Regions from separate parts of the Homo sapiens genome. Here region 1 is linked to region 2. Evidence: chromatin loops called from intact Hi-C (ENCODE). Cell type or tissue: heart left ventricle. All regions are shown on one strand. Each heading gives the region's core, and the rest is flanking DNA. Links, peaks and the distances in the headings are about the cores only.

What was found. Hi-C counts contacts between places; a loop is a spot of excess contacts. Peaks named below come from ENCODE experiments on the same cell type or tissue, not always from the same donor. Only the 100,000 strongest peaks of a DNase experiment are listed, where the experiment ranks them.
Region 1: it touches region 2 in a loop (2.2-fold over the local background); 1 of 110 quality-filtered maps calls a loop at or near these places.

Annotation. Positions count from the first base shown.
Region 1 is chr9:120,556,131-120,567,214 of GRCh38, reverse strand. The region is part of intron 3 of CDK5RAP2 (CDK5 regulatory subunit associated protein 2); the gene reads left to right. Among named protein-coding and RNA genes, the nearest start is that of CDK5RAP2, 18 kb to the left of the region's middle. In heart left ventricle, for the core only: no CTCF peak of the experiment used is centred there; a DNase peak (open chromatin) is centred at 3,961.
Region 2 is chr9:120,500,264-120,511,347 of GRCh38, reverse strand. The region is part of intron 12 of CDK5RAP2 (CDK5 regulatory subunit associated protein 2); the gene reads left to right. Among named protein-coding and RNA genes, the nearest start is that of CDK5RAP2, 74 kb to the left of the region's middle. In heart left ventricle, for the core only: a CTCF peak has its summit at 5,965 (motif pointing right); no DNase peak of the experiment used is centred there.

The DNA of each region.
Region 1 (11,084 bases), core at 913-8,912, 56 kb before region 2:
CTGTACAACTCGATCTATGCTGTGGGGTCTGGGGCCTCAAACGAATGAGATTTGATTATTCTACATCGTGTATAATTAAAATATGCTCTACTATTAAATGGTTGTTCCTGTTTTATCATAAGAGTAATAACAGCTACTGTTTATTGAGCTCTTGCTCTGAGCTGGGTACTTTAAGTGCTAAGCTCTTTGTATATGTTACTTTAATATTAAAGCGGCTCTGCAAGATAGTTATTTCATTTTTGAAGGGCACTGTTTTACATTTTATTTCTAAATTGGAAAATTTCACAGAATATTAGAATTTTGGTTTCACATCTTTTATCTGCTTATTGAACTGAAAGGAATCCTAGAATTGAACACAACCCTCTTTATTATATATAGGAGAAACTGAGGCCCAGGGATGTGATGTGACAAAATTGTTCTCAGAGGCAGTCTGTGCTGCCTAAGGCCCATTGGCTTCTGGAGCCAGGCTGCTTGTTTGTCCACTTCTCCTGGGTGCCCTGTGGCCGGTCACTTAACCTCTCTGTACTTCCCTCATTTTAACAATGGGCATGATAACAGTACCTACTTCATAGGGTTGTTAGGAGGATTGAATGAGTGAATATTTGCAAAGCACAGAGTACATTCTATGTGTTTGCCATGACTGCTTCTTCCTTTTCTTACTGTTATTGTTATAATTACTGTTATTTTTTTCCACTCTGCCATGTGATTCAAGTTCCCCTTGTTCAGATGTGTTCTTGATGACCTAAATCCTGTTTTACTTGAAGGTGAGGGAGAGCCTTCTATGCCAACATGTTTTAGGATTTATGTTTTTTTCTTTATGACTGTAGTCCTTTGGTTGCTGTTAGGTTTTTATGGCATTAATATTTTTTATTGTAGCATTTTCAAGAGCAAATTCTGCAGCCGGAATTGAAATGGCCACACTGTTCTTGATGTCTCCCTTTCAGGTCTTTATGAATCACTGAAATTTTTCATTTGGCCTGAGTTACAAAATGCATGATCTGTATGTAGTGGTAGTCTGAACTTTCTGTGGGATGCTTATAGGAAATGCTCTTGGCACCTAAAGCTAATTTTAAGAGCATGCATATTAAGGAGGGGGCTGAGATACTTTGGGTTTAAAGTGGAAACTCATGATTCGTCCTATTCTAGTCTCAGATGATTGATACCTAACCATCAGGAGTTGCATTTAGTTGGGAGCTGGCAACACATAGGTCACCTTCTGGTTTTCCTCAGAGTTCATCCATTTAATAAACATTTTTTAATATATGCCACTGTGCCAGGCTCTCTGCCAGGGGGAATCTGCAGTGGATTAAGACCAGGTAAGTCCCCCTGTCCAGAGGCTCACAGTCTGATTGGGAAGATGGATAGGAAAATAGTGCAGGGACAGAGGTAAGTCTAGGGTGCTGTGGGGCCACAGAGGAGGGGCTATGACTCGGGGTTCAGAGAAGCCTCTGGAGGAGATGTTGCCTGAGTTGGGTCATCAGGGACAGGTACGGTTTGGTCAAGTGGGGAGAGCTAGGGAGCATCCCAGGCACAGGGACTCACATGTGCAAATGTAGAGAGAGGCATGACAGGGTTTGATGAGTTCAGAGAGCTGTAAGTTCCCTGAACTTACTGGCTGGAAGGAGGCTGTGTGAGGGGAGTGGAGAGAAGTGAGGCCATTGAAGCAGGCAGGGGCCAGCTCCTGCAGGTTCTTGAATGTTACACTGCTTTGTTTGGTTTTTGTCCTGAAGATGAAAGGGAACCAGCAATGGATTTTAATCTGGGGAGGGAAATGACCAGAATTGTGCTTTCAAAAGCTTACCAGGCTGGTGACTATGAGGAGAAGAGTTTGGAGGGGAGCAAGGCTGGTGGTAAGGTGATGAGTTAAAAGGCTGCTGTGGTGTTGTGGGCCCAAAGGGAGGAATGTGGAGCTAAGGGCATGGAATGAAGGGATATTTAGAATGGAGTTAATTTCAGAGCTGGAGGAGCTCTAAGAATCATCTCTTCCAGTGCTTTCATTTGACATGTGGGGACTCTGAAGCCCAGACAGGGGTAGGGACTTATTCAGCTTTGAACCCAGGTCTTCTATCAAAGCAATTCCTTTCTATTTCATTTGACTGTTCTGTGGGAGTACTCACTCTGGCATGTGAAAACCACATGTCTTCTTTTTGGTCTTTAAACTGGTAATCCATTGTCTAATATCCTCATTAGCTGAGGGTATAATCACCTGTATGGCAGGCCTTATGGTAGGAAGTCGGTAAATCAGTTGCTCTTCTATGGGAGCCTGTCGTATTGGTCTTCCCTCCCTAGACCAGAGGAGGCCTTGCGGAGGCAGCATTTTGTGAAGGCCTGTACCTGTTGTGAGTTGTTCTGGACACTGCTATCTCTCTCTCCCTTTAAAAAACATGTTTTTTGGGTGAGTAGGGAAGACCCAGAATCTGGTACAACATATGCTGTCCAAGTAGCTATCTTTGTGAACATATGGAAGAGTTTAATCTTGGCTTTTGACAGGGAATGACATGGATAACTTTCCATTCTCAATACTCATGGATGGCATTATTACTGGCTGTGTAATATTAAATCAAGGCTTAATAAAAGGGATAGATTGAGCCATAATTTATATAACCTTACTGTGGGACATTTCAGGTTGTTTCTAATTTCTCACTTTTATAAACAAAGCTGTGATGAATCTCCTTGTGCATATATCTTTTTATAGTTGTATGATTTTTTATTTTTTTATTTTTTTGAGACAGAGTCTCACTCTGTTGCCCAGGCTGGAGTGGAGTGGCACGATCTCGGCTCACTGCAGCCGCAGCCTCCCGGGTTCAAGCGATTCTCCTGCTTCAGCCTCCCTAGTAGCTGGGATTACAGGCGTATGCCACCATGCCTGGCTAATTTTTTGTATTTTTAGTACAGGTGGGGTTTCACTTTATTAGCCAGGATGGTCTCACCATGTTAGCCAGGATGGTCTTGATCTCCTGACCTTGTGATCCGCCTGCCTTGGCCTCCCAAAGTGCTGGAACTACAGGCGTGAGCCACCACGCCTCGCCGAGTGTTTCTTTTTTTTAAGGGTAGATTCCTAGAAATGAGATTTCTGGATGTCGGAGATATTAAGCATAACTTACATGCAATAAACAGTAGATACTATGGAATAGGATTTGTTATGTCTAGCAGCTTCCTTTCCAAGGAATTGAAAGAACTCTTAGCCAGGTGTGGCTGAAACAATTGCCTGTATCCTGTCCACACCTGGTCTCCTTATCTTTTGTTGTTCTTATCTTATGCCCACCTGCCCTGAGATGTTGGCATTCTTGCATTGAGGCCCTTATTCCTGTTGTTGAAAATTCTTGGCCTCAGCCGAGGCAGTTGGTCAAATTTGAGTGTTTTGTTTGTGGTTTCACTAGGAGGTTTGCATCTTTAAATTTGCAATAATATGTTTGTGAGTTACTTACTGCCAGATCATAGCTCCCTCACCTTCCACCCCTGCCCCACTTGTATGGCCCCGAAGCTTTCAGAAGCACCATGGTGTGTAGATACGACATGGATTTGAGAATGATGAGGACTGGGTTTCAGGCTTGGCCCTGCCACTTACTGATCTGTGGCCTTAAATGGGTTGCTTCTAAAACCTCATGTGTAAAGTGGGGCTACTACTATCTTTCCTTCAGTTATTAATTAGGTAAGGTATGGAAAGCACCTAGCATGATGCTTGGTGCATAGAGGGTACTCAATGAATGCTGATGTCTGTCTGCTCTAATCCAAAGATTCCGTTGACTACAACCACTGCCCTGGGTTCTGCCCCATCAGTGTTCAGTTTCTGTACATCCTTCTGTGATGTTTCTTTGACCTTGGAATAAAATCCCTAATCTTGGCCCATGAGAACCCGTCCTGTGTGATCGACAGCTTCCTGTCTTTCTGAACTCAGCATATTCCTCTCCCCGTCGTACACTGCTCTAGCCACACAGGCTGCTGTTCCTCAGCCACACCCAGCTTGTCCCTGTGCCAGGGCCTACGTGCATGCTCCACCCTCTGCCTGGACACCCTTTCTCCCTTTCCTTGAATGGCAGGCCCCTGGACCTTCTTGCCTCAACTTGAATGTGGCCTTGTTAGAGAGGCTACCCCAACTCCCTTCTCAACTCATGATTCTGTCTTCTAGCAAGTACTCAGCGCCCTGTCTCTCCCACCATGACTCTTGTGACAGTTTGTGGTTATTTCTTTATTAGTGTACTTGCTTAACATGTGTCTCTATTCAATGTCTGGTACTCAACGCTGAACCTAACAAAATCGTAGGCATCTAATATTTGTTGATTGAATGAATGTGTAACCTTGTATGGAATACTAAAGCTCCAAATTTTGGTTGCTTTATCTGTAAAACTGGGAAAAATGTTTATCTGAGGCTTGTGGTGAGGAGTAAATAACATGCTAGGATAGTGCCTGCTATACCAGATCTTTAGCAAACAGGGCGGCTACTGTGGTTATTGTTACTAAAGTGGCTGGAGAGGAGATATACCTAGAGACATATCTAGAGGCAGACAGCTTATAATGAGGATGGGGGCATGCGGGGCCAGAGTCAGGAAAGCAAGCAGTAATGAGGGCAAGGTGAGGCTAAGAGTGGGAGAATGAGGGTGAACTTAGAACATGGCAGGAGTGTAAGAATTGTGTGGGATGCCGCTCAGTGGAAGTGGCTGAAGACCAGGTCTGTAGCTGGCAGAGCGAGTGTCATAGCCACTTTCCACGGAGCTCTGTGCACAACATATAGCCTGACGGTGCTAGGGGTTTTTGCTGAGTTGAGTACTTGGAATCAAGTAGGGCTCATGGCTGTTGGGGTAAAAGTGTTAAGTACAGGGGTTCATTTGTGTAGTGGGATGGCCTGCTGGATTGAACGCTCTGAGTTCCCGTACCTCGCATGTCCTGGCCATGCCCTCCAAAAACCTGGCCAGATGGAGGGCTGAGTAGTGTAAATTTTTACAATCTTTTTGAAGGCCATTTGGAAAGAGATTTTGATAGCCATAAATATAAAATTACTCTTGAGCCCAATAATCCATTTTGGGGAAATTGATACTAGGGAAACAGCCCAGTAGAAGGAATAAAGCTCTGTTGATGAAGGTGTTTGTTGCCACATTGTGTATAATTGTGAAAAACTGGAAGGAAGGGAAATTATATTTTATATTTGTTATCTCTTTGCTTTTGACAAGCGTGTGTTGAGGATATTTCACAGATGAGGAAGCTGAGGTTGGAGAGATTAAACAACTTGCCCATGAGCTTATTGTGATTGAGAAGCAAAAAGAAGGCAAAATTCAAGCCTGGTCTTTCTGATTGTAAAGCTGGTCACTTTCCATGAGAGCACACTGAGTCTATCAGTGCACAGCAGAGAAATGGTTAAACAGTTGACTGTGAATCACTTCAGCACAAGGTAGTGCAGTTATTTCAACTGATAGTTTTGTGTAATTCTGCCACAATATGAAAAATACTTAAGAAATATTAAATGAAAGCAATGGAATATGCAAATTCACTTATGTTATAATTCTGCAAAAATGTGTATTCATGAGCAAAGGTTGAAAAGAATATGAAAATAGTTGATTTCATAAGGTAGTTAAATTCCAACTGGTGTTTGAGATTCAGTTTTAAATTTCTGTTATTGAGGCTGGGTGTGGTGGCTCACACCTGTAATCCCAGCACTTTGGGAGACCAAGGCAGGGGGATCGCTTGAACCCAGGAGTTGTGACCCAGCTTGGGTCACAAAGTGAGACCCCATTTCTACAAAAAAAAATTAAAAAGTTAGCTGGGCATGGTGATGTGTGCTTGTGGTCCCAGCTACTTGGGAGGCTAAGGTGGAAGGATTGCTTGAGCCTGGGAGGTTGAGGCTGCAGTGAGCCATGAATGCGCCACTGCACTCTAGCCTGAGCGACAGAGAGAGACCCTGTTTAAAAAAAAAATTCTGTTATTTCTCCAGTATTATTTATAAGATACTTACCTAGTAACAGTTTTCTTGATGATTTGAAAACACCAAGGAGAGTATCAGCATCAGAAATTGATTCCAAAGTATCCTCCCCTCTTTACTACCTCACTTAGCTGCTGTAGGCAGTATTATCTTACATGCAGTATTGTTTACTAGAGATGAACTTTGGGTAGCCAAGTTCATGGTTTTTGTTATGCTAGGTGAAGTCTAACAGTGTTTGTACTTTCAAAAAGGTTAAAAAATTCATTGTGGCCCAAAGATCTGCTTATTGAGGGCCTGAGAAGCCAATTTTTTTTTTTCCTTTTTAAAAAAGGCTTTACTGTGTGTGTGTGTATACACATACCATTATTTAAGATAGACAATATCGGCTGGGTGCGGTGGCTCACATCTGTAATCCCAGCACTTTGGGAAGTCAAGGCGGGCATATCACCTGGGGTCAGGAGTTTGAGACCAGCCTGGCCAACATGGTGAAACCCCGTCTCTACTAAAAATAAAAAAATTAGCTGGGCATGGTGGCATGTGCCTGTAATCCCAGCTACTTGGGAGGCTAAGGCAGGAGAATCGCTTGAGCCCGGAAGGCGGAGGTTGCAGTGAGCCGAGATCGCGCCACTGCACTCCAACCTAGGTGACAGAGAGAGACTCTTGTCTCAAAAAAAAAGAGACAATACCACCATCTATGTATGCAGACCAGAATACTTCCCTAGATGTAAAAATTTAAAAATTGATGACTTCATGGAGGAAAGATGCCATACTGTCTTGAGACTGTGAATGGGCTGGCAAGTGGAGCATAATCACAGGGTCAGCAACAGCCAGGATCAGCACAGACCATTCCTGGTCAATAGTGAGTGGAGAACACAGGCCTTGAGACAGCAGTATGGGTGGGTTGGAGAAGATCTCTTCCCTTTAGTGCCTTGGTGTTGCCTTCACTCTACGTGATTTTTAACGCTATCCTGTGTTTCCTGCTTGCTAAGTGCAAGGCTCTGCCAGGTGCTTTAGCTCATTTAGTTGTCACAACACCCCTGTGAGGGAATTGACTTTATCCTCATTTTATAGATGAGCCAACACTGGACAAAGATGTTAAATAATTTTCCCAAGGTCACACACTGCAAAAGTAGCAGCTCTGGTAGTTTAGTCTGTTTCTGCTGGCCCGAGAGCTCTTGCTCTTAGCTCTTGCTGTCTTGGGTGGAAAGATGATTTGGTAGGGTGAGCCTCAGCTTTGGAGGCCCAGGTTCTTGTGAGCCATTGAAGCGGATAGCCAGAGTTAGGTGTACTTTGCTTAGATTTCAGTTGAGGTGGGGCGGGTTGGAGTTGCCCTGATTCCTTTTTATGTTGTTGGTTTTTCTTCCCTTTTAGATGGAACTTCAGGCTAGGCAAGGCTTTTGACAGAGAATGGGAGTAGGAGGAACCCAGAATGACTGACTAGTAGCTCCTGCAAAATTTTTCCTGCCGCTAAGCTGGGGCCCTTTTCCAGTTTCAGAAAGCACCACCCTGTAGTCATGTTGAGATGTTTCCCATTTCAGATGGCTGCACTTCCACAGTAACACATGGCTTCCAAGGGCTGGAATGTGGCAAATACAGCCTTGCATTAGCTTTCTTTTGAGCATTAGGTTTCCAAGTCATATTTTGTGGGTTTTATATTTTGGGTAATTATTCCTACTGTATTGTAAGCTGTTTTCAGTTTTTCCACCTCAAGTTTTTTTTTTTTTTTTTTTCTTGTTTCTCTTAAGGGGAAAAGTACACATGAGAAAAACAATGTTTTAAATTCTTTGTTTTCTTTTTTTTTTTTTTTTTTTTGAGACAGAGTCTTGCTCTGTGTTGCCCAGGCTGGAGTGCAGTGGCCTGATCTCGGCTCACTGCAAGCTCTGCTTCCCAGGTTCATGCCCTTCTCCTGCCTCAGCCTCCCGCTTGGCTAGGACTACAGGCACCCGCCACCATGCTTGGCTGATTTTTTGTATTTTTAGTAGAGACGGGGTTTCATCGTGTTAGCCAGATGGTCTCGATCTCCTGACCTCGTGATCCACCCGCCTCGGCCTCCCAAAGTGCTAGGATTACAGGCGTGAGCCACCGTGCCCGGCCTCAATGTTTTAAATTCTTATGTTTTACTAGCAACTATATTAAACATTCTAATTAATTTCTTTTAATTCTTAGACTAGCTTTTTGAGATGGTTATAATAATCCCTTTTTTATAGATGGAGGAACTGAGGCATGTAGGAAAAGTGAACTTCATTAAGGCCATACAGCTAGTAAAGTGGTCTGGATTGTATTTATTCATTAATTTGTTCACTCATTTAACAATTTGTTGAACGTCTACTGTGTTCTAGATACTTGTTAAAACCTTGGAGGAAACAGCCATGAAAGATTAAGTGGATTATATTCATGTAATAAACATGATAATAATAAACATGCAAAGAGATGAAACATATACAGATTGTGAAAAATTCTAGCAAGAAAGTAAGAGCTATGTATTAGAGAGTGAGCTGGTTGGGTTCATAGAGATGGGGCCCACTTTAGATGGTGTAGTTGGAGAGGCCCTCCCCAAGGCAGTGACATTGGAGCTGAGGTGGAAGGGATGAGATCGAGCCACCCTGGCAGACGCGTCAGAAAGAGCTTTGTAGGCAGACAAGGGCTTGGCTTATTTCAGGACTGGAAAGGAGGCCAGTGAGGCTGGAATATTGTGAACAGGGGAGAAGATGATACCTGATGTGGTTGGAGAGGTGGACAGGGGCCAGATGATACAGCACTTTGTGGCTGTGGCAGGGAGTTTTATTCTAAGAATGATGGAAAAAAGAGCTAATAGAGGGTTTAACCAGGGAGTGATGTATACCAGATCGGTCTGAAGTCTAAGGGGGCTCTTGTTACATCACACTGCCTTAAAGAAATTCTTTTTTTTTTTTTTTTTTTTTTTTTTTTTGAGACGGAGTCTCACTCTGTCGCCAGGCTGGAGTGCAGTGGTGTGATCTCGGCTCACTGCAAGCTCCGCCTCCTGGGTTCAAGCCATTCTCCTGCCTCAGCCTCCGGAGTAGCTGGGACTACAGGTGCACACCAGTACACCCAGCTAAGTTTTGTATTTTTAATGGAGACAGGGTTTCACCATGTTGGCCAGGATGGTCTCGATCTCTTGACCTCATGATCTGCCTGCCTCGGCCTCCCAAAGTGCTGGGATTACAGGCGTGAGTCACCGTGCCCAGCCTAAAAATTTTTTAAAAAAGAATTTCTTGGCTGGGCACGGTGGCTCACGCCTGTAATCCCAGCACTTTGGGAGGCCGAGGTGGGCAAATCACCTGAGGTCAGGAGTTCGAGATCAGCCTGGCCAACATGGTGAAAACTCGTCTCTATTAAAACTACAAAAATTAGCCAGGTGTGGTGGCGGGCACCTGTAATCCCAGCTGCTCGGGAGGCTGAAGCAGGGAGAATCGCTTGAACCCGGAAGGCGGAGGTTGCAGTGAGCCGAGATTGCACCACTGCACTCCAGCCTGGGTGACAGAGCGAGACTGTCTCAAAAAAAAAAAAAAAAGTTTTTTTTTGACAGAGGGTCTCACTCTGTCACCCAGGCTGGAGTGCAGTAGCATGATCATGGCTTACTGTAGCTTCGACCTCCTGGCCTCAAGTGATCCTCCAGCCTCAGCCACTCGAGTAGCTGGGACTACAGGTGTGTGCCACTATACCCAGCTAATTTTTAAAAAATTTTTTGTAGAGAAGTGGTTTCGCCATGTTGTCCAGATTGGTCCTAAACTCCTGGGCTCAAGTGAGCCTTCTGGCTCTGCCTACCAAAGTGTTGGGATTACAGGTGTGAGCCACACTGCCTGGCCAAGAAATTCTTAAATGTGTCTGTCCATCTATTCTGCCAACCATTGGCTATTTAGTAACCATCTGTTGGGTTACAGTCTAGAGTGCACAGGGAGGTTATGGGATGGGGGTGGGTAGAAAGCCGAGTATCCAGCTAGGACAATGCAGTATGGGCATTGCTCTGATAAAGTAGAGAGTGTGTGGAAACATGAAGAAGGATCCCCAGTCCAGCCTGGTAGTGGTATTCAGAGAAAACTGTGAGGAAAGTGGTACTAAGCAGAGAACTGAACTGGCCATGGTGGAAAAGATGGTGCTTGTATTTCATTTTATTCATTTGGGACTGTCTGTTGTTTGCTGTGACCTTCTAAAGGCGTATTTTGCTTTGCCATATACAAAAATTTCTTTACCTATAAATAGGACAAATATTCTTTCAAGTGTTGTTAAGAATTTTAGCATTGTGTACAATGGGGGCATTCTAAGCAACCTACATAAATATTTTATTGGTAGCTGAGTAACAGAATAAGGTTTCTCTTTATAGGAAGCATCTGGCGGGGTAGTCGTTTTTTGTTTGAATGAATGTTTTATGTGCTGTTTCCTTAAAAGGAGGTGCTAATGAACCTACCAGTTGTTTCTTGTGCTGTTCTTATTAACCACAAAATTGAAACCTTAAGTGTTAACAAGAGGGCCAAGGGTAGACAGTTTCAAAATATACTTAATGTGAAATATGCTTATCGTTTTCTTTTATTCAGTCATAAAATTGTATTTATGGGCCGGGTGTGGTGGGTCACACCTGTAATCCCAGCACGTTGGGAGGCTGAGGCGAGTGGATCGCCTGAGGTCAGGAGTTCAAGACCAGCCTGGCCAACATGGTGAAACCCCATCTCTACTAAAAATAAAAAAATTAGATGGGCGTGGTGACACCCACCTGTAATCCCAGCTACTTGGGAGACTGAGGCAGGAGAATCGCTTGAACCCGGGAGGCGGAGGTTGCAGTGAGCTGAGATTGCACCACTGCACTCCAGCCTGGGTGACAGAGCGAGACTCTGTCTCAAAAAAAAAAAAAAGTATTTACTAAAAAGAATATGATATGCTATTAAAAATTATTTTTTAAAACGCTGAAAAAAATACGTGATGAGTGTTTATGTGTGAAGATGTACTAGCGTCCAAGTGTAGCTTTTCACATTTTGCCCTATTTCATTTTAGTTATTTTAAAAATCAGCTTTATTGAGATATAATTTACATAAAATAAAATGCACCAATTTTAGGTGTTGGATGAACTCTGACAGATGTATATTCCCTTGTAATCACTATTGTAATCTATATGTATGTATGTGTGGTTATAGTTTTTTATATGTGTGTGCAGTTC
Region 2 (11,084 bases), core at 1,243-9,242:
GCAGCCCTGTTTTACAGATGAGCCCTGACCTAAATCCTATGTACAGGATCCAGATCAAGCAGTCCTGGTTTTTGTAGCGTTCTTGAATTTTGATGGTAAGCCAACCATTACTCTTGGATATGATCAAACCATCCTTTGCTCATGCCAACAACATTTATTGCCAGTCTCATTGTGCCTCTTCTTTAGCATTTTGTAGGGAGGCAATTCTTCTGCTGAAAATTGAGCTTGGATCAGAGGCTTATGAATTCACTGTGTCTCATTGTGCACGAACACTGAGAAGTTGAGCCCCGAGAGTCAGTTCTCCATGTTTGTTTGTTTTAATTGCCTGTGATTGCAGTGACCTAGTGCCGGTTGACTCAGCATGTGTTGTAATTTGCAGTTTTTTATTTATTCAACACATTTATTGAGTACTTGTAATGATATTGTTAGGCTCTGATGAATACAAGCTTTGGTTTTTACTTTGGTAGTCTTATTTACAGTGAAGAAGGTGAAAAAGTGAGGATCACAGATAGGTCCCCTGTATTGTAGTATACCTCCCTGCTGCCAAAGGGGCCCATATCCCTTGAAGGAAACTCAGGAGACCTTTGCAAAAACAAACAAAAAACCCAGTGTTCCCAAGTCTATGCCCTAACTGGGATGTTTAAAGTGTCCTACTCTTGAGGTTGGTAACAGGGATGCTGCTTGGATCCTCACATCTCTGCCTTCATACATCTGAGTTTGATACATTGTCAGAGCCCAGAAACCTGGGCTCTCCTTTTAGTGTGTGTGAGTGTGCACATGTGCATGAATGTGTGTGTTTGGTGAAGGGTGAGGGAAATCTTTATTTTAGGTGCACTCTCTCTGGTTCAGGCGCTTGGTATTCTACTCAGGGTGGGTGTGGGAGAGAAGCAAGCTAAGGTTTTTTTGTTCTCCTTTATAAGCAACATATATTAGACATTGCCTTGGCCATATTCCCCAGACTATTTCAGAATGCTTTCATCTGTTATGAGACCCGTCATCCGCTACCCTGACAAGTGTGTGCTTCAGTACCTGGGCCCTTAGCTCTGTGGGGATGCATTTGCTGGCTAAAGCCCAAAAATCTAATTAAAGTCGTACCGGTCACCCAGCTGGCTAATCCCATGTGCTTTGACAGGAGTGGGTTTAATTTCAGGGTAGTTCAGCCTGAACCTCCCAGTTCTCACATGTACTCATTGATGGATATCTCCAAATGAGATTGTGACAGCATTTAGAACATCTCTTGGTAAATCAGAATCAAAACATGGCATTTGGAGACAGTGTCTCTACAGGCTGGTTGGTTAGGGCTAAGACCACAGATCTGAGGTACTATATTTTTTACTAATGGCCAAAGCTCCTCTTGCCCTAAAAAAAAATGTATATATATGTGTGTGTGTGTGTGTGTATTAGGTGTGAAAGTTTTGAGTTGGTCTCTTTATAGAATAATGTGCAGTTTAAATGACCTATGTTGGAAGAAGCCTGAAGCCAGAAACACGAGTCAAACTGGTTTGGAGTCCTGGCTCCATTACTTACTAGTTGTTGAACTGTGAACCAGCAAGTTTGCCTCTTCGAACCATAGTATGCCCATTTCTTATCAGAATAATAGCGATTAGTTGTTAGGTTTATCTGAGAGAGGGAGTGACACTTAGCATAATACTTGACACATCATAAATGAGCAATAATTGGTAGCTATTTTGATGATGATGCCTTGGCCTCGGGCACTAGAAACGTAGCAATTTCAGTGGCCATCTTTGGAATAGTGGAAAATAGTTCTCAACTTGGGTTGCAATCTCAGCTTCACTTACAAGTGCTTAACTTCTAAGCCAACAGCTTAAACTCATTAAACTTATGTTCACTCCCCTAAAGTGGGGTTGATGATATCTATTTTAGGATTAAACAAATGAATAGTAAAATGTAATGTGTGAGAAAATGCCTACCGTGGTTCCTGGCACAGAGAAGTTGATGCTCAGTGTATCCGATTCCTTCTTTTCTTTCCTGTTTTCCTGCTTTTAATTGTGTGGCAGGTGCTGGCTCAGGACTTTGAATGACAAACCATCACCTGCTAGAATCTACCAGACGGTGTTGATTAATAAATGTTGTCTGCCCTTTTACCAGCCAAGTCACCAAAGCTATAAATTTCTTCCTTGATCAATAGTAACCTCTCCTCTGAAGAAAGTGCTTGTCTGTTCCTTTCCAGCTGATTGATCCCTATAAGAAGGGAGTCGGAGCGCTCTGCTATTGAGAAACTCTGGAGAATCTCAGTGGCTCATACCTGGGGCTGCTGTTAAAGCTGTTTTAAAAGGCTGTCCCCAACAGTTTTTATATGGAATTGCTGTAATCTCCATGGGGCACAAACAGGGAGACTTTCCCTTATGTCACCCTCTCATTTTATCATTTCTGTGCCAGGCTCTGTCCTGGGCACTAGGAGTACAGGACCGAATAAAATCATACACAGTCTCTGAAGGAATCTAGTGAAGAAATAGCATAGAAATACAAAGAGCTAATTAAAATATAGCATGATAAGTCCTGATAGTGGAATGGACCGAATGCTTTGGAAGCACAAAGAATGGAACTGTGCTAATAGACCAGAGAGGGAGGGAGGGAAGGCTTCACAGAGGAAGTGGATTTGAGCTGAGACTTGAAGGATAGGTAGCTGTTTGCCTGGGGGAATGGGAGGTGGGAATGCATTCCTGGTAGCAGGAAGGCCTGTGCCAAGGTTTGGGGTCCATGAATGAGCCTGGCTCATGGGGAACAGTGAGTGGGGCTGGAGAAGGGGGCAACTGGTGAAAGCTACATCAAGCCCTTTGCTCAGAACTTGTGCAGTCATCACAGCTAGCACCATACTGTTAGGTGAGGCACATGTTTGTTAGTTCTGTATGCCAAGGACTGTTTCATTCTGGTGGCCTCTAAGTTTTTTTCCCCCAGCATATGAATTATTTGTTTGAATGAACTGTTATGGAGAGAAAACACAGAAGTGGAGCTGCTCAGGGTGAAGTGAGGTAGGAGGCCTGGCACCCACCTCCACACATCATCTGTTTCCGCCACAGCCTGCAGGAGCAATGAGGCTCCACAAAACGTGGCTTGAACAGTGCTCTCACCTACTAATTCTGGAAATTCTCCTTACATCACAGAGTATCTCTTCCTCATTAAGATTGTGGAGAAATTTCCTTTGTATATTTAAAGGTAACCACTGAGCACTTTGACAAGCTTTCTCGCAGTGAAACCTGATAAGGTGGAAATTTGATGGATGAGAACCTTCTCATTCTCCATCTGGCCAGAGATAAAACAAAACTAGCTGGCTGGAGGAGGAAGTGTGAGGGCTTGGCTTTTCATTTCTAATGTGATTCTAAGATTTTAGAACATGTTATTTTTCAAACAATCCACTATATATATATATATATATATATATATTTTTTTTTTTTTTTTTTTTTTTTTTTTTTTTTAATCAGCCAGTCTGCTCTAAGAGAACCCTGCCATGCAGAGGCAGCTCTCAGCCCAGTGCTGGTCCAGAGTGCACCTGTGAATCTTAAGGGAAAATTGCCCATTAGTGTAGAAATTGAGGCCATTAGTTGACATCATCATACAGGTCTTGCTGTGGCAGCACTAACTTTAAATCAAGGCAGTAGTCTGGTGTAGGATAGGGTTCTTTTTTTTCCTGTGTAAACCCTTTGTTCAGAAGCAAATAAAACAGATGCACCCGGGGGGCTCTGCAGATTCCTTAGGATGGTGGCTTTTTTTATTGAAATAAAATATAATTTTCTGTGGTCTTCCCTAAGCTACTGAGTCAATTTCTAGAGGAAGGCCCAAGAACATGTAGTTAGAGGGTACTGATATCCAACCAGGTTTGGGTATTCCTAATCCTAGAGCTTCTTGGATTTGGCTTGTAAAACCACTGGTAGAGTAAAAAGAATGCAGGTAGACCTGGTTTCAAATCCTGCTTCTACTATTTTTTACCTATGTTGCTTTGGTTAAGTTGCTTGAAGTCTTTGAACTTCAGTTTTCTGATTGGTAAAATGGGTATAATTAAGGTACAGACGTCCCTCAGGAGATATTAGGGATTGGAATAAAGCGAGTCTTACGAATTTTTTGGTTTTCCAGTGAATATAAAAGTTATGTTAACACTATACTGTGGCCTATTATGTGTGCAACAGCATTACATCTAAAATAACAACATACATACCTGAATTAAAAATACTGCCAGAAATACTAATGATCATCAGAACCTTCAGCTAGTTGTAATCTTTCTTGGTGGAAGGTCTTGCCTCAATGTTAATGGCTGCTGACTGATCAGGGTGGTGGTTGCTGCAAGAATGAAGTTTGCCACGTTGATTAACTCTTCCTTTCACAAAATATTTCTCTATGGCATGTAATGCTGTTTGTAGCATTTTACCCACAGTAGAACTTCTTTCAAAACTGGAGTCAGTCCTCTCAAACCCTGCTACTGCTTTATCAACTAAGTTTACATAATATTCTAAGTCTTTTGTTGTCATTTCAACAATGTTCACAGCATCTTGAGATGGAGAAGTTTCCATCTCAACAAACTACTTTCTTTGCCCATTCATAAGAAGTAATTCCGTATCTGTTCAAGCTTTATCATGAGATTGCAGCAATTCAGTCACATCTTTAGACCCCACTTCTAGTTCTCTTGCTATTTCCACCACATTAGCAGTGAAGTAAAGTCTTGAATCCCTCAAAGTCATCCATGAGGGTTGGAATCAAATTCTTCCAAACTCCTGTAATGTTGGTATTTTGACCCTTCTCATGAATCACAAATGTTCTTAAGGGCATTTAGAATGATGAATCCTTTCCAAAAGGTTTTCCATTTACTTTGCCCAGATCCATCAGAGGAATCACTCTTTACAGATGTATTTTTTAAAGACTTGAAAAGTTAAAATTACTCCTTGATCTGTGGGTTGCGGAATGGATGTTGTGTTAGCAGGCATGAAAACAACATTCATCTTCTTGTACATCTCCATCAGAGCTCTTGGATGACCAGGTGCATTGTCAATGAGCAGTAATATTTTTAAAGGAATCTTTGTTTCTGAACAGTAGGTCTCAACAGTAGGCTTGAAATATTCAGTAAACCATGCCGTAAACAGATGTGCTGTCATTTAGGCTTTGTTGTTCCATTGTAGAGCACAGATAGAGTAGATTTTGCATAATTTTTAAGGAGTTCTGGAATCATAAGTGAGCACTGGCTTCCAGTTAAAGTTACCAGCTGCATTAGCCCCTAATAAGGAAGTCACCCTGTCCTTTGAAGTTTTGAAGCCAGACATTGACTGCTCCTCTTTAGCTATGAAACTCCTAGATGGCATCTTCTTCCAATGTAAGGCTGTTTCATCTGCATTGAAAACCTGTTTAGTGTAGCTACCTCCATCAGTTATCTTAGATCTCTTGGATGACTTACTGCAGCTTCTACATCAGCACTTGTAACTTTACCTTACACTTTTATGTTACTTAGATGACTTATTTCCTTAAACCTCAGGAACCAACCTCTGCTAGCTTCAATTTTTGTTTTTTCTTTTTGCAGCTTCTTCACCTCTCTTAGCTTTCATAGAATTGAAGAGAGTTAAGGCTTTGCTCTGGATTAGACTTTGGCTTAAGGGAATATTGTGACTGGTTTGATCTATTCAGACCACAACTTTCTCCATATCAGCAAGGCTGTTTAGCTTTCTTACCATTCATGTGTTCACTGGAGTAGCACTTTTAATTTCCTTCAAGAATTTTTTCTTTGCATTCACAGTTTGGCTAACTGGTGCAAGAGGCCTAGCTTTTGGCTCTATTGACTTTTGACATGCCTTCCTCACTAAGCTTAATCATTTCTAGCTTTTGATTTAAAAAGTGAGAGACATGTGACTCTTCCTTTCACTTGAATACTTAGAAGCCATTATAGGGTTATTCACTGGCCTAATTTCAATTTTGTTGTATCATAGGGCATAGGGAGGCATGAGGAGAGGGAAGGAGACAGGGAATGGCCAGTTGGTGGAGCTCTTGGAATACACTTTTATCCGTTAAGTTTGCCGTCTTATATGGGTGTGATTTGAGGCACTGCCAAACAACTGGAATAGGAATATCAAAGATCACTGATCACCATAACAGATACTAATAGTGAAAAAGTTTGACATATTGCAAGAATTACCAAAAGGCGACACAGAGACACGAAATGAACACATGCTGTTGGAAAAGTGATGCTGACAGACTTGGTTGATGCAGGGTTGCTGCAGACCTTGAATTTGTAAAATACAAAATCTCTGTGAAGTGCAGTAGAGCAGAGCACAATGAAATGAGCTATGCCTGTACCTGCTTCATAGGGTTGTGAGAGTTGAGTGAGGTGATGGGTAAAGTGCCCAGCACTCTCCTAAATGTCATAGAGTTTATAGAAGAAAATGTTGGGTGGTATTTTATGAGGATGATTGGTGATGGCCTGAGTAATCAAATTGGGCCTTGTGGAAGAGATGGCACTTGAATTGGGCCTTGAAGGATAGCATGCTTTCTCTAGGTGGAACTGGAGGGAATTTGTACTTTTTCCAGGTGGAGGGGACTGGTAGATACAGGCAGAGAGCCTGAAAGTATGTTAATGAAGTGGTTGGATGAAGGGGACTGGTTGCAGATAAAGCTGAAACGTAAGCTGAAGCCCACTAGTAGGAGCCTTGAGTAGACTCCTCGTAGGGTAGCTTCATTCTGCAGTTAACTTGGAGTCAATGAAGGATGCCGAGCAGAGACGTAATGATCAGAGGTCTACATGTGGTTTAGTGGGGTGAACCCAGAAGCAGCAAGACCAGTTAGGAAGCTGTTGCAGCTGACTGGCTGGGAGCTGAGTTCTGAAGAAGGCAGAGGCAGTGGGATGCGGGGTAGGGAGCTGTCTGGCGGGAGGAATACCTTTCTTAGTACTGCAGCTTCTACCCTTCTTCCTTTATAATTAAGGAGGGAGGAGTTACTAATCTGAGTGATGAGAGTTCAGGATATTTTGGGGGCCATTCTTGTTAATGGGTGAGTTATAAGAACCCAAGTTCCAGATTCTTTTGCTTTCCTGCTCCAGATGTAGCCAGGCCTAGTCTTTGCTGGGCAGGCCAACTCCCTCATTTCCTCATCAGTCATCTTTGTGCACTTCTACTTCTACTTGAATAAGAGAACCTGGGCAGCTCCCTAAGCTGCACACACCCTCCCTTTTCCCAAACAGTAACAACATCAACTACCCCAAACCCTTAATTTTATCAGAAAGCACTTATCTGGATATGAAATTGTCACAGAATTGTACTTTGATTCCCCATTCTGCTATTGTTGTGTATAACTCCTTTGAGAACTCTGGGGATAGCAGGAGTGATTGACAGGGTAGGATTTGGACACTCTTGGCCATGAAAAGCACCAAATCCTCGCTTTTCATCTCCCAGGTGCTCTGTGTTGAGGGCGTGCCACACCTTAAGGCCTGGGTTAACTGTTGGATGACAAGATGCCTGTGAGAGGGAGGGGCAAGAGCTGAACCTTGTTGTGGGGTGGTGGTGGTGGTGGTGATGCCATGGCCATGTGAGGAAACCGGGTAGTGAGGATCAGTCTGGGGGTTGTATGTGGGGACAGAGAGAGGTGACACGGCTTCATTTGCTCTGCATTAGCTTCTGTGCTGGGCTCCCATTGTGCATTCTCTCCTCCAGACCTCCAAGGACCCTGGGAGTTTGCATTATTGTCTTCATTTACCGGAAAGGAAACACTCAGAAAGATTTAAGTTATCCATCTCTGGTCACACTGCCAGTTAGCAGTAGAGGCAGGATTCAAGACTAGGGCTGTCTGTTTTCACAGTCCAGGAATATCGAAGGAGGTTTGGAAAAACCACCCAAGATGATCAATTTTCAGTTCTGATTGTTGTACTCAGGCAAGACATGCCATCTCCATGCCTCCCCAAAACATTTATTAGAACCCCACTGGTGGCAAGTGCATGAGCCTGTCTGCTGTCTTTGTGTTGCCATGGCAGCACTCTTCTTCAGGGCCATCTCTGCACACAAACCTGCCCTCCCCCTATGGTCATTTTGCTTTAAACTTTCTTTGACTGCTCTTCATATGAGGTTGAAGGTGCTTGGTTCTGCCCCATTCATTAGAAGGAGGGCCTCAGTCTCAGGCTAGAGAGTCCATCAATCCAAGTCCTTAAGAAATGATAAATTAATTTCAGGTATTGAAATTATTGGCTAGTGGAAGCCTATGTCACAGAGTGGTTTTATGTTTTCTTTAGCCTTAACAATAGCACATTTGGGTGGAAAAAGCACAGAATTTGGGGTCACACTGACTGGGGTTTGGATTTCAGCACTAGAACTTACTAGAGCTTTTGTAAAGCTTTGTGAAAATATCTCAACCTCTGTGGGCCTTAGTTCTCTTTCTGTAAAAACAGGACTAATAATACTTACCATGTAGGCAGTCATTAGGGTTTGAGATGTTTTGTGTAAAAATGCCTTGGCCTGTGTTTGGTTCATAGCTGGTGCTCAGTAAATGGTGGTTTCCATAACTAATGAGTAAAATAAGAGAAGCGGTCTATACTCTTTGGTATCCTAACTTTCCCCAAGGTTCTGTTGATGCTGTGGGCCTTCTACCTGACCCCCGACCGCAAATGTACACGCATACAAATTTGCATAGGATCCCTGGCCCAGTCAATGGACCTTAGGTTAAGAACTCCTAATCTTGGGGAATGACAAAACTACAAATCTTGGGGAATGACAAAACTACATGTCCTTTGTGGAATTCTGTAACAGGTCATTTTCACGTTGTCAACTCTGTTAGGGGATTTGTGGGAGAAATGTGGCACGTTAGTAGCCCTTATTGCTTAAGCCGTGTAAGACGTTCTTAACCTAGGTAGCTGAATTAAAAATTAAAAGGAAATTAAAAGGAGCATGGAATAAATGGTTGCTGAATACACATACATACACTGGAACTTGAACCAGACATCAAAATATGGTTCTGATAGTCGTTTGTATAGAGGAGGAAACTGAATCTCGGAAATGAGGTAAGTGGACCTGTAATTACTGTGCACAGGAAAAGTGCACACTCTTTACTCAGCATGATACGTGAACATTTTTAGAATTAACGGGTGTGCACGATCTTTCTAGGATGACATACACATTTATTGTGAATTTAAAGGTGTACCTAAATGGCTGGCTTAACACAGGTTTTATAGTTATTCTTCACAGCATTTTTCAGGGGAAGATTTCTAAAAGTGAGTATTAGATATACGTTAAGTGGACTGGGATCATTGTGTTAGTGAGTCATGCAAAAGAGATCTAAACCATGGTGTGGAGGCGAACTGAGAAGATTTGGAATGAGAGAGACCTGGAATAAGGCAGGTGCTGTCCCTTGGTGACTGTGATCTTAGGCAAATTACCTGTCTCAGCCTGTTTCCTCATTCATAAAATGGGAGCAGTCCCATCCATCTCATTCCTTAATTTATTCAGTCATCCAACAGATGCTTATTGAGTGCTTTCCTTGATATCTATTGCTGCATAACAAATTACCCCAAAACAACAATCATTTCATTATACCTAATGAGTTTGCGAGCCAAGGACTTGGGCAGGGCATAGCTGGGTATTCTGCTCCATGTGGCCCAGGTTACTCATGGTCTTCAGCTGGTGGATGGGGTGGACTGGAGGGTCCATGATTCTTCACTCATATGTCTGGTACCTTGTCGGGGATGGCTGGAAAGAACAGAAACTGACATAGTGTCACTTCTGCCGTATTCTCATGGTCACAGCAGGTGCTATGCTGCCCAGATTCAATAGGAGGGGACATAGACTCCACACCTCTTGATGGAAGGGAAGTCAAATAATTTATGGCTATGTTTAATCTGCCACAGTGTCTGCTATGTGCCAGGTACCATTCTAGGTGCTGGAGATATAGCAGCAAACAAAATACACAAAATTCCCTGCCCTCATGGAACTTGCATTCTGGTGGGAAAACTGCAAGCAAAATACACATATAAATTAAATACTATATTAGGAGGTTCCATGGGGCAAGTGGTGAAGGGAAGGAATATGGAGAGTAAGGTGGATGGTCAGGGAAGACTGGTCTGAGAAGATGATGGCTGAGCACACACTTGAAGAAAGTAAGGGAGCAACCTGGAGAACTTTCCAGGTAGAGCAGCAGGCTTAAGGGCTCTGACCTGGTGTGTAAGAGGAACGGCAAGACAGCCAGGGTTGCTGGAGCAGAACTGGCTGCGGAGAGCCACAGGAGAAGAGGGCAGCGAGGTCAGGGGGGTCTAGCTGATGGGGGCCTTGTGGGCCATCGTATGTTGTGAAGAGTAAATGCCTCATTATGAAAGTGTCTAGCACCTTGCCTGGAACAATGGTAGGTGCTTGACACACAGTAGCATCTATTATTAATAGAACCCGGATGTGGGAGCTCCCAGGTGTAGGAATTTTCAGGTATGGGAGTTCCCAGGCCCCCCCTTACTCCACTCAGTACCCGTTCTTTAGCCACAGCCGCTCTTCTGGCCCTGGTTGTATTGACTGTTTCTGAGCAGTCACCGGCCAGCAAAACACAATCAGGAAGGCAAAAACATGATGATATCCATTTGAAAGGTGAACCCTCATAATCAGCCTCTTCTCTAATGGCATTAGTATGGTAGCTAGACCTTGCCCTGGTAGATTTTGTAATGTAGGGGGAAAATGAGCTTATGTGTGTATGTTTGTGTATGTACACCTTGGGTGATTCTTGAGAGATCAGCTTTTCATTATGACTCTCCTTGAAACTATTTTCATTCATGGCCCACAAGGACAATTTGCACAAGGAGAAATTCAAACAATAGTCAAATATATAGAAGCATGATTGGCAATCAAAGAATGCAAATTCAAACACTTGTGAAGAACCTTTTTATACCAATTAAATTAGCAAACATTTAAGAAAATATCAGTGCTGGTGAGGATGTGGTGCAACAAAAAACTCCCACTTGGTGATTGCATTTTTGCCACTGTGTTTTTGGAAGGAAGTTTGTCACATTGTAGAAAGAATTCTGAAAACATGCTTACCCTTAGGCCTAGTAATTCTACTTTTGGGGATTTAGCCTAAGAAAACAAATCAGAAGTTAGAAAAAAAAAACTTGTTTTATGCTCACAGCT